2 separate regions of the Homo sapiens genome follow, and region 2 is linked to region 1. A link is an interaction called in ENCODE POLR2A ChIA-PET data of the cell type or tissue named here. Cell type or tissue: HepG2. All regions are shown on one strand.

The links. ChIA-PET counts read pairs that join two places held together with the same protein. Peaks named below come from ENCODE experiments on the same cell type or tissue, not always from the same donor. Only the 100,000 strongest peaks of a DNase experiment are listed, where the experiment ranks them.
Region 2: POLR2A ChIA-PET joins it to region 1 with 10 read pairs; 2 of 35 experiments call an interaction of 5 or more read pairs at or near these places.

Annotation. Positions count from the first base shown.
Region 1 is chr6:56,396,699-56,401,698 of GRCh38, reverse strand. No RefSeq gene overlaps it. Among named protein-coding and RNA genes, the nearest start is that of COL21A1, 150 kb to the right of the region's middle. In HepG2, no CTCF peak of the experiment used is centred here; DNase peaks (open chromatin) are centred at 1,258, 1,878 and 2,228; H3K4me3 peaks cover 2,501 bases.
Region 2 is chr6:56,519,115-56,524,114 of GRCh38, reverse strand. All of the region lies in intron 69 of DST (dystonin), which reads left to right. Among named protein-coding and RNA genes, the nearest start is that of COL21A1, 270 kb to the right of the region's middle. In HepG2, no CTCF peak of the experiment used is centred here; a DNase peak (open chromatin) is centred at 2,524.

The sequences.
Region 1 (5,000 bases):
TAATATTAAAAGTAGCAAAAGAAAAATGACTTATCACATACAAGTGATAAGATTAACAGCTGACTTTTTGTCAGAAACAGTGAATTTCAGAAGAGAAGGGGGTAACATATTCAATCTGCTGAAGCAAAAAAAAAACCAAAACTATCTTTTAAAAATGAAACAAATCCCCAGATTAACAGAAACAGAGAAAATTTATTTATAGCAGAAATACTTCCAAGACCTACAAGGAAGTTTTTGAGGCTGAAAGAAGATTAAATTGGAGAGTAATTTGAATTCACATGAAAAACTCAAGGACTGGTAAATGTAATTATATAGGTAGCTATAAAAAAGTATAATTACATATTTCTTCTTTTTTTCTCTAACTGATTTAAAAGTTGCAATATAATTTCATAAGATCTATGAAATTATATTGTTGGTCCTATAACATATAGAGGCATAATATATTTGACAATATATTTGACACAAGGAGAGAAAGAAACTATACTGGAGTAAGAAAATGGCATTATGGTAACTCAAATCCAGAGAAAGAAAAGAAGAGGACAGTAATAATCTAAAGTAGAATCTAATAAATTAAGGTATATATTGTAATTCCTCTAGTGAATGCTAATAAAATAACTCAAAAATATAATCTAAAAGTCATTAAAGAAATTAAAATAATACACCAGAAAAATTACCCACTTAATACAAAAAGAACACAGTAAATAAAAAATAGAGAAACAAAAAAGACATGAGACAAACTAAAAAGTAAAATGGGATGCAAATCCAACTATATCAATAATAATATTAAATGTGAAGGAATGAAACAATCCAATCAAAAGGTAGAGATTGTCATAATGACAAAAAAACAAGATCCAACTCTTTGCTGTCTGTAAGAAACACTTTAGATTCCAATCTAAAAATAGGTTGAAAATTAAAGGATGGTGTATAGTTTGTTTTTTTTCCCCAGCACTGCATATGTATCATTTCCCCACATCAATTCTCCAACTCTCTGACGCCAACTGGGTGCCCCAAAATTCGATCCTATTCTGATACTATCTACCTGGAGTTAGTGTCAGATCCCACAAGTTAAAGGACTTAGTCCCGGAAGATCACTTTCAGTTTAGATGCCAGCTGCGAGTGGGATTCTCAGGTCACTGAAACTCCTTCCCAGTTGACAAGTTTGGGGCTTCCCACCGTCTCTCAGGTTCAATTATTTGCTAGAACAGCCTTCAGGACTCAGAAAAGCACTCTACTTACTATTACTGGCTTTGTGTCCGAATAAGATGACTCATGGTAGTGGGCAGGAGTGGGCTGCCCAGGTACTTCAGGATGATATCCCTGCACAGGAGCCACTGCCCTCATGGAGTCAGGGTGCATCACCCTTCTAGCATGCAGATGTATTCAAACTTGGAAGCTCTCTGAACTTCATCATCTAGGGGTTTTGTTTTTTTTTTCTTTTTTGGAGGTTTCATTCATAGTCATGATTGATGAAATCATTGGCCATTGGTGATTGAATTCAGTCTCTAGTCCCTCTGTCTTCCCTGGAGTGAGACATTGCTCCCCACAAAAGGGCATTAGCTGCGGGGGTCTGCCTTCAGACCCTGACCCAACGACAGATGAATAAAACGTACACTGACACACAGATATTCTGTTTTGCCAGTCCTGCTGAGTGTCCGACCGCCTGCACACCAAGAGAGGTTTGTCACTGCGGCCGGCCCTGAGCAGCTTGCACTCCAGGCATTTATTTAGTATAGAATTAACAACAGAAGCTCTGAGTCAACACTCTTGTGAATAATTAACATGGTTAAGAGAGTAGTTTTATGAATGATTAAAGTTCAGGTACCGCAGTCTAAAGTAAATACCATTAGGGGGCAATATCCCTGGTCGACCTCCCCCACCCCCCACCCCGAGAGGGCTATCTGGCTCAAAGGTTAGTTAATGGAGGTAGAGTAAACAAAATTAACTGGGGAAGACTCTGTTATCTCTAGTATTTACCCTATGACATAATGCTCTAAGGTAAGAACCAGCTGCCTTCAGCCTGTTCAGTTATTACAAGCTATGTAACCTTTCGGCCTTCCAAAAAGGTTTGTGACTATTCCCTATAACTTTCCCTAATATTTCCCTTTAATATTTCTGCCAGCATCCTGAGTGAATCCCAGCACTGGAGGTCAGGGGGTGGGGCTGCAAGTTGCAACCCTCTAATTACATGATTGGTTTATCTGGTGACCAGCCCCTAACCTGAATATCTACGCAGCCCACTGCTGCCCACTACCATGAGTCATCTTATCCAGATGCAAAGCCAGTAAATTCCAAAGGTTTTAGGAGATTTGTGCCAAGAGTAGAGGATCAAAGATCAAGTATTTATTTTTTATTATACTACAGATAAATACACACACACACACACACACACACCATGCAAACATAAAAGCTGAAGTATCATAAGAGAGCTCAAGTATCATAAGAGAGCTCAAGTATCTATACAAAGATGAAATGAAATAGACTTTAAGCAAAAAATGTTGCTAGAGACAGAGAGGAACATTTTACAATTCCCTAATATCCTGGAAAGAGGAATTGGTGAGTGGAAAGAAGGGGAGAATCTGAAGCTACAATGTTTGCTTGCTCCTTTATGATTGGGTTTAGGAACTGGGGAAGACATCAACAGGACGAGGCCCATTAGAGTAAAAAATGTCCTAGGAATATGAGCTAGGAGAAACAAAGTCAGGGGGAAGAAGACATAACTTGGAATCCCTTTCCCCACAAACCTCACAGATCAACATTTAATTGGCCTTTACTATGACCTTCCTGTGAGCCCTCAGTAACAATAATCTCATGATCAGGTTGGGTTCTAGAAAAATGTACATTTTATATCTTGTTAAGAACAAGATTGAGAGGACAGAAATTATTTGGTAGGATGGTAATTCCACTTAATGGTTAAATGGAATGTGTGCCTCAAAGAAGATTAAGCTAAGAAAAAGAAATGATGAACAGTTATGAATGAAGGGGAAAAAAGCCCTCAAGAAAATGAAAGGTGTTTTAGCTATGAAAGGCAAAATGTTTCAATTATTTTGCTATTTTAATGACAATGATAATAAAACCAAAGGATTCCTCAATCTTTCAAAAAACAAAGTAGTTTTATAATCACGTCAACATAGCACTGTCAAATTGCATTTATTTAGGATCAACACACATAATAAAATTATCACTTTTAATTTTAAAAAGTAGGTGCTTATTGGGATCATATCATTTACTTCATTCTCTGAATTAGATTCATTCTTTTTTTTTTTTTTTTTTTTTTTTTTTTTTGTGAGATGGGGTCTTACCCTGTCACCCAGGTTGGGGTGCAGGGGCGTGATTTCTACTGTGAATCCATGTGGCCCTGGGCTTTATTTTTGTTGGCAATTTTTTTTTATTGATTCAATCTCACTGATTGTTATTAGTCTGTTCAAGATTTCTGTTTCTTCCTGATTTAATCTAGAAGAGTTTTATTTTTTCAGGAATTTATCCATTTCCTCTAGATTTTCTAGTTTGTGTTTATAGAGGTGTTCATACTAGTCATGAATGATCTCTTGTATTTCTATGGTTTTGGTTATAATGTCTCCATTTTTATTTCTAATTGAGCTTATTTAAATCCTCTCTCTTTTTTTCTTGGTTAATCTAGCTAATGCTCTATCAATTTTGTTTATCTTTTCAAAGAATCAATTTTTTGTTTCATTGATCTTTTGAATTTTTTTGTTTTAACTTCATTCAGTTCTTCTCTGATCTTTGTTGTTTCTTTTCTTCTGCTAGCTTTGGGTTTTGTTTGTTCTTGTTTCTCTAGTTCCTTAAGGTGTGATGTTAGGTTGTCAATTTGTGATTTTTCAGGCTTTTTGATGTAGGCATTTAGCACTATAAACTTTCCTCTTAGCACTGCTTTTGCTGTATCCCAGGGTTATTGATAATTTGTGTTGCTATTATCACTTATTTCAAATAATTTTTAAATTTTCATCTTCATTTTATTGTTAAGCCCCAAATCATTTGGAAGCAGATTGTTTGATGTCCATATATTTGTATAGTTTTAAAGGTTCCTTTTAAAGATGATTTATGGTTTTATTCACTGTGGCCTGAGAAGATACCTGATGTGATTTTGAGTTTTAAAAAATTATTAAACTTGTTTTGTGGCCTATCATATGGTCTATCTTGAGAAATGTTACACATGCTGATGAGAAAAATGTATATTCTGCAGGTCTTGGGTAGAATTGTAAATATCTGTTAGGTTCATTTGTTCTAGAATATAGTTTAAGTCTATTATTTCTTTGTTGGCTTTTTGACTTGATGATCTGTCTAGAGTTGTCAGTGGAGTGTTGAAGTCCCCTAGTATTATTGTGTTGCTTTTTATCTCATTTCTTAAGTCTAGTAGTAATTGTTTTATGAATCTGGCAGCTTTAGAGTTAGGTGTGCATATATTTAAGGTTGTAATATCTTCTTTTTGGATTGATCCTTCTATTATATACAATGACTTTGTCTATTTTTTTTACTGTTTTTTTTTAAAGTCTGTTTTATCTGACATAAGAATAGCTACTACTGCTTGCTTTTGGCTTCTATTTGCATGGGATATCTTTCTCCATCCCTTTACCTTGAGTTTATATGAATCATTACATGTTAGGTGAGTCTCTTAAAAACAATAGATATTTGGTTTATGATTTTTATCCATTCTGCCAATCTGTATCTTTTAAGTAGGCCATTTATGCAATATTAATATTGAGATGTGAGGTACTACTCCAGTCATCATGTGGATTGTTACCTAGATACTTTCTTTTCTTCACTGTGTTTTTGTTATATAGGCCCTGTGGGTTTTATGGCTTCAAGAGGTTCTATTCTGGTACATATGGACCTTTTATTTCAGGATTTATAACTCTTTTTAGCATTTCTTGTAGGACTTGTCTGGTAGTGACAATTCTCTCAGCATTTGTTTGTCTGAAAAAGACTTTATTTCCCCTTGATTTATGAAACTTAGTTTTGTAAAATAATTCTTAGCCAACAGT
Region 2 (5,000 bases), 120 kb before region 1:
AGAGTACAGTTTGATAAAAATGTTTGTTTTCTGTTTTACCCAATAACTACATCCATGAAATATAAAAAGGAGTGATTAAAAAAAGCATATCTTTAGACCTGGACATTAGCCACGTATTTTGGACTATCTGTTTTGCATTGTTTAAACAAATTACCATTCTGAGTCTCTTCTCTGTATGAAATAGGGACACGATATGACCTGAGCTCATCTTTTTAGACACACCTTTAGTCATATGCAATTTGTTTTATTAACAGTGACTCTTTCCCCAGACCCCTGCCCCCAGCCTACCAACAGCCACACATGATGGGGTAAGGACATGTGTCTTGAATAATACTTAACAATTTTAAAATTTATAGATTTAATGATTTGTCCCAGTTAAATCAGGGAGAGTTAAATTAGATTTTCAATGACTAGGTGTTCTGTTTTCTGAGCAGAAATATCTCTTAAGATACTTCATATTTTTTCCCAGTTTTAAGGTTGCATATATACAGATATACCTCTTTTATAATGTCAACCTGCTTTTTGAAATTTAACAAAAGCATAAGCACTTTGTGAACTGTCAAGCCACAATCGCAGAATGTATTGACTTCTAATCATCAGCATGGAAGATGTCAAGAAAAACATGGAAAAGACTTAAAAGTTTGAAGGGAGAACAGAAGGGAACATACAGATACCTTCTCATTAGCACATACTTTGTAACCACTTTGTATAAATTTAGGTTTTTAAAAAGTTTTGATTTGACAGGGTTAGATTTTCTTGTTAATCCTATATCACAATAACAGTTTTGAAAAGATACGCTATTGAACTTTCATAACATAGGTGTGAAGGCCGTATTTGTTATTATTTGAGAAATAATTGAAAAACCTCAGTAATGGGTGAATGAGTAAGAACTTGTACATTCACTGATACCACCCACCAGTCCCCCAAATCTGACTCTAGATTTGCGGGCATTGATATTCTAAAAAGGGTATTATTTTTTAAAGTAGTTGGGCCCATTCATTACTTTTAGGAAGAATCTGAATGGGACAAGGCAGCTTAGTAAATAATGATGTTGAGCTGAACTGCCTCCCTTTTACAATACATGCCATTATCTGAGTTATAAACTGTACATATTTTTGCATTTTAAACCTACGCAGAGTAGCATATCTTTGTTGCTTTCTTTCTACAAGCTTTGTGGAAATGGAGAAAGGCACTTTTACTTGAAAAATGTACAGACTTGGGTTCTGAATTCAGACTACCTTGATTCTTTAAGCCTCAGAGCAATTCATCATCCTTTGCTTCTTATAATGTACAACTGTCAGTAGTTGCTAAAATATGTATATCTTACTGGGTCTGGGAATCCCAAGCTTTCTTCAGCAGTTCTAATTGCTTGGCTTATGTAAGTGGGCCCCATAATAACCCTGTTAGAAAGGCCCTTGGATTGGTGGTTTGGGTGCAGTTAATGCAAACAACTCATTGGGTCATTAGGAATCAGCCTGGAGAAAAATATCACCTGTTTATTTCTTTTAAAGGACCAGAAGGAAACATCTCCTACGGAAATGAGATTTGTTCAGACCCTCCAGGTGTTGTGGATGGGAAAATATGTCTTGTGTTATAAATAAAGACAAGCAAAGTGGAAGGAAATGCTAATCAAAAGAAAGTGATAAGATCCCCAGTAAGGGGAAGGGAGTGAAAAGGATGTCCTTGAGGTTAAGGTTTGCTTATCACTTTGCCTTAAACCTCTATTAAAACCTATTGTGTATTGACTGTTGTGATATTTGGCAGTCTAGAAGTCAGACCACCTTCGTTAGAATCTCAGGCTCAGCATTTACTACCTGAGTAGTCTTTGGTAAGTTAGTTAACTTCCCTTTACCTCATTTTTCTAAGCTGGAAATGGAGTTAATGGTAATACATGATACAGCTGTCAGGATTAAAGGAGGTATTGCATGTTAAGCACTTAGAACAATGTGCTCAGTAGGATGCTGGCTGTTACTGTTTTAGAGAGTGTTTTTCAGGCATATTTAGATGTAGCTACTTAAAATGTCTTGCACTAACTTTTAGAAAATTCCTGAAAGGCTAATTCAACTATAAACAGAAGTTACAGTAGCTAGAGTTGGTGGTTCGGCTCCTCTGATGCTATTAAAGTATTTCCCCAAATACAATTATGGATGCCAAGATTATCAACATTTTATGTTAAGTCAAATTTTACTTACTTGTATGAGTAGTAAACAAATTTACTAAAATTTGACCTAGTGTATTTCTCTCCATGTTGCTTACATATAAAGTGAGCCATGTTTATGGTCCATTAGAAATATGTTTATGGACCATGTTTATGTTCCATTAGAAATGTTAACCAGTCATTTGAGTGAGTCATAGACCTAAAATGCCTCGCCTTACTATAAATTACTTAATGTAGATCCTGTAGCTACTCCCTTTGTTGCTTAACAATATTTGATAATTTAATTTTAAAAGTTTCTCAGATGACAGGCGGGAAATATCTGTTTGAAGTCTTTTTTTTTTTTTTTTTTTTTTTTCCTTAGCAGAGCAAATGTTTGACTTGATCAAAGAAACATTGTTTGGATTTCAGCTTTCCTTTTTTGGCAACTTAGATGGTATCACCATACTGTTTATTGCTGGAAAGTTTTTTTTTTTTTTTAAATAGGGAAGACATAGTGTTAAACTAATATTAATATTTCACAGCCTGACTGTCTTTATGAGGACACTCATTTAAATACTGTCAGGCTGAACACAAACAAGAGGGTTGGGGTATTACTTTATTTTTTTTTTCAGGAACCAGTGGAAGAAAAAAATTTATAACTGTTAAATTTTATTCAGATATCTTGCAGTATTTACACTCAGGTAGAAAGGCCTGAACTGTTTTTCTCAGTCTTATATTCTTTAAATGAATCACATAATCAATTTTTACCTGTAGCTTTACATGCCTTGAAAAGTAAGAATCCACAGAAGACTAACTTTCACTTCTTTTTCATGGGGATTCTTTCTCCACACCTGAAGCTGCTGAATTAGTTGATGAAATGTTTTTCTTTTGTTTTCATATTGATCAATAATTGCTCATGAATAACTTCATTTGAAATTAAATAATATCACAGAAATTATTGAACCAGCTTAAGATAGATTATTTTAAGTGGTTTCTTGGTTTCCTTATAATTACAGAAAGTCTACCTATAAACTTGACGATATTAAATTTTCAATATCAAAAAATAAATTATACCCCACGTTTATGAAGTTATAGCAAAACACTGCTTGTGGGAGTGTACATTAGCACATTCTACCTGAAGGGCAATTGGGCAGTATTATATCGAAGAGAGAAAACACAAATAGGAACTGATAGGTGAGACGTTACCCACAGAGTTGGTTTTCTTTCTTTTAAAATTTTTTTTATTTAATATATTTTCTTTTAATTTTTAATTTTTATGGACACATAGTAGATGTGTATATTTATGAGGTACATAAGTTATTTTGATACACGTATACAATGTCTTATTAAAATTAAACTTGTTTTAAGATAATTCTAAGTTCACCTGCAGCTGTAGAAACAATACAGAGAGATCCCATTGTATCCTCTACTCAGTTTTCCCCAGTGGTAACATCTTTATAGTAAAATATCACAAGCAGCATATTGACATTGATACAGTCAAGATACAGAATATTCCCCTCACCACAAGAATTCTTCATGCTGCTCTGTGAGCCATACCCATTCCATCCCACCCTACCCTCCGTAACTTTTGTCAACCACAAAGCTATTCTCCATTTCTATAATGTTATTTCAAGAATGTTCAAGTATTTTTTCAGTCACAATCTCTTTCTCTTCTCCTTCTGGGACTCTGATAACATGAATATTAGGACTTTTGTTGTAGTTCCACAGGTACCTGCAGTTCTGATTATTTTTTAAGTTATTTTCTATTATTCAGTTTGGGTAATTTCCATTTCTATTTCTAAGTGGTAATTTCTTTTCCTTCACTGATTCTTTCTTCTGTCCCCTTCATTGAGCTCATCCACTGAGATTTTTATTTCAGTTACATTTTTCAGTTCTACATTTTCATTTGGTTCTTCTTTATACTGTATATTCTTTTTCTTTGCTGAGATGTTCTGTGTTGTTGATGAAGCCTTCTAATTTCTCATTTGTTTCAACTGTGAACATTCAGAAGTACTCATTGAAGCATTTTTATCATGGCTGCTTTAAAATCATTGTCAGGTAATTCTAACATGTCTGCCATCTGGGTATTGGCATCTATTTGATTATCTTCTTTAATTCAGTTTGAGATTTTCCTGGCTCTTATATGATCTTATGAGTGTTAGAGCTTAAGCTTTCTGTTTTAGCTGCCTTCCTCTTACCACTCTGGCAGAAGGTGGGGGTGCTACCAGGTGAAGATAGAAGTCCAGGTTCCCAATTCCACCTCTGTTGACACCTAGGAGATGGCTCGTCATTTCTGCTGAGTGGGAGTGGGAGTTCCAGCTCCCTATGTGGTCTCTACTGGTACCACAGTGCAGGTGGCTGTGATGGTGACACACTGAGTGATGATGAAGATCCTGACTCTCCACTAGGCCTTCTCTGATATCACCCCAGAGGAGTGGAGGGAGGGGCAGTTCGTTATTGCTTAGTGGGGGTGGAAGCCCAGCCTCCCCACATGGTCTCAACTGACAGGATGATCTGGGGATGAAAATTCTGGCTCCCTACTTGGCATTCTCTAACATCTCCCGGCAAGAGTGTTGGGGACCTTGTCATGGCATTGCAAGGATAGAAGTGTAGGCCCCCCATTTGTCCTTTCTTGGCATGAGTGTGAGTGGAGCAACCATTTTTTCTGTAGTGTTTGGTTGGAATAGAGTGGTTATTGTTTAAAAGTTGTCTGTTTTGCTAAACTACTCCTTTCCTGGTTCTTTGGCTAGAGAGAGCAGGCTTGTTTTGGGACTTTGTACCCGTTTAGTGTTGTGTGGTTGCTAGTTTTTCCAGTATTTAGTCTTAGATACGTGAGGCAAAAAGAAAATCCCAGAGAACTCAC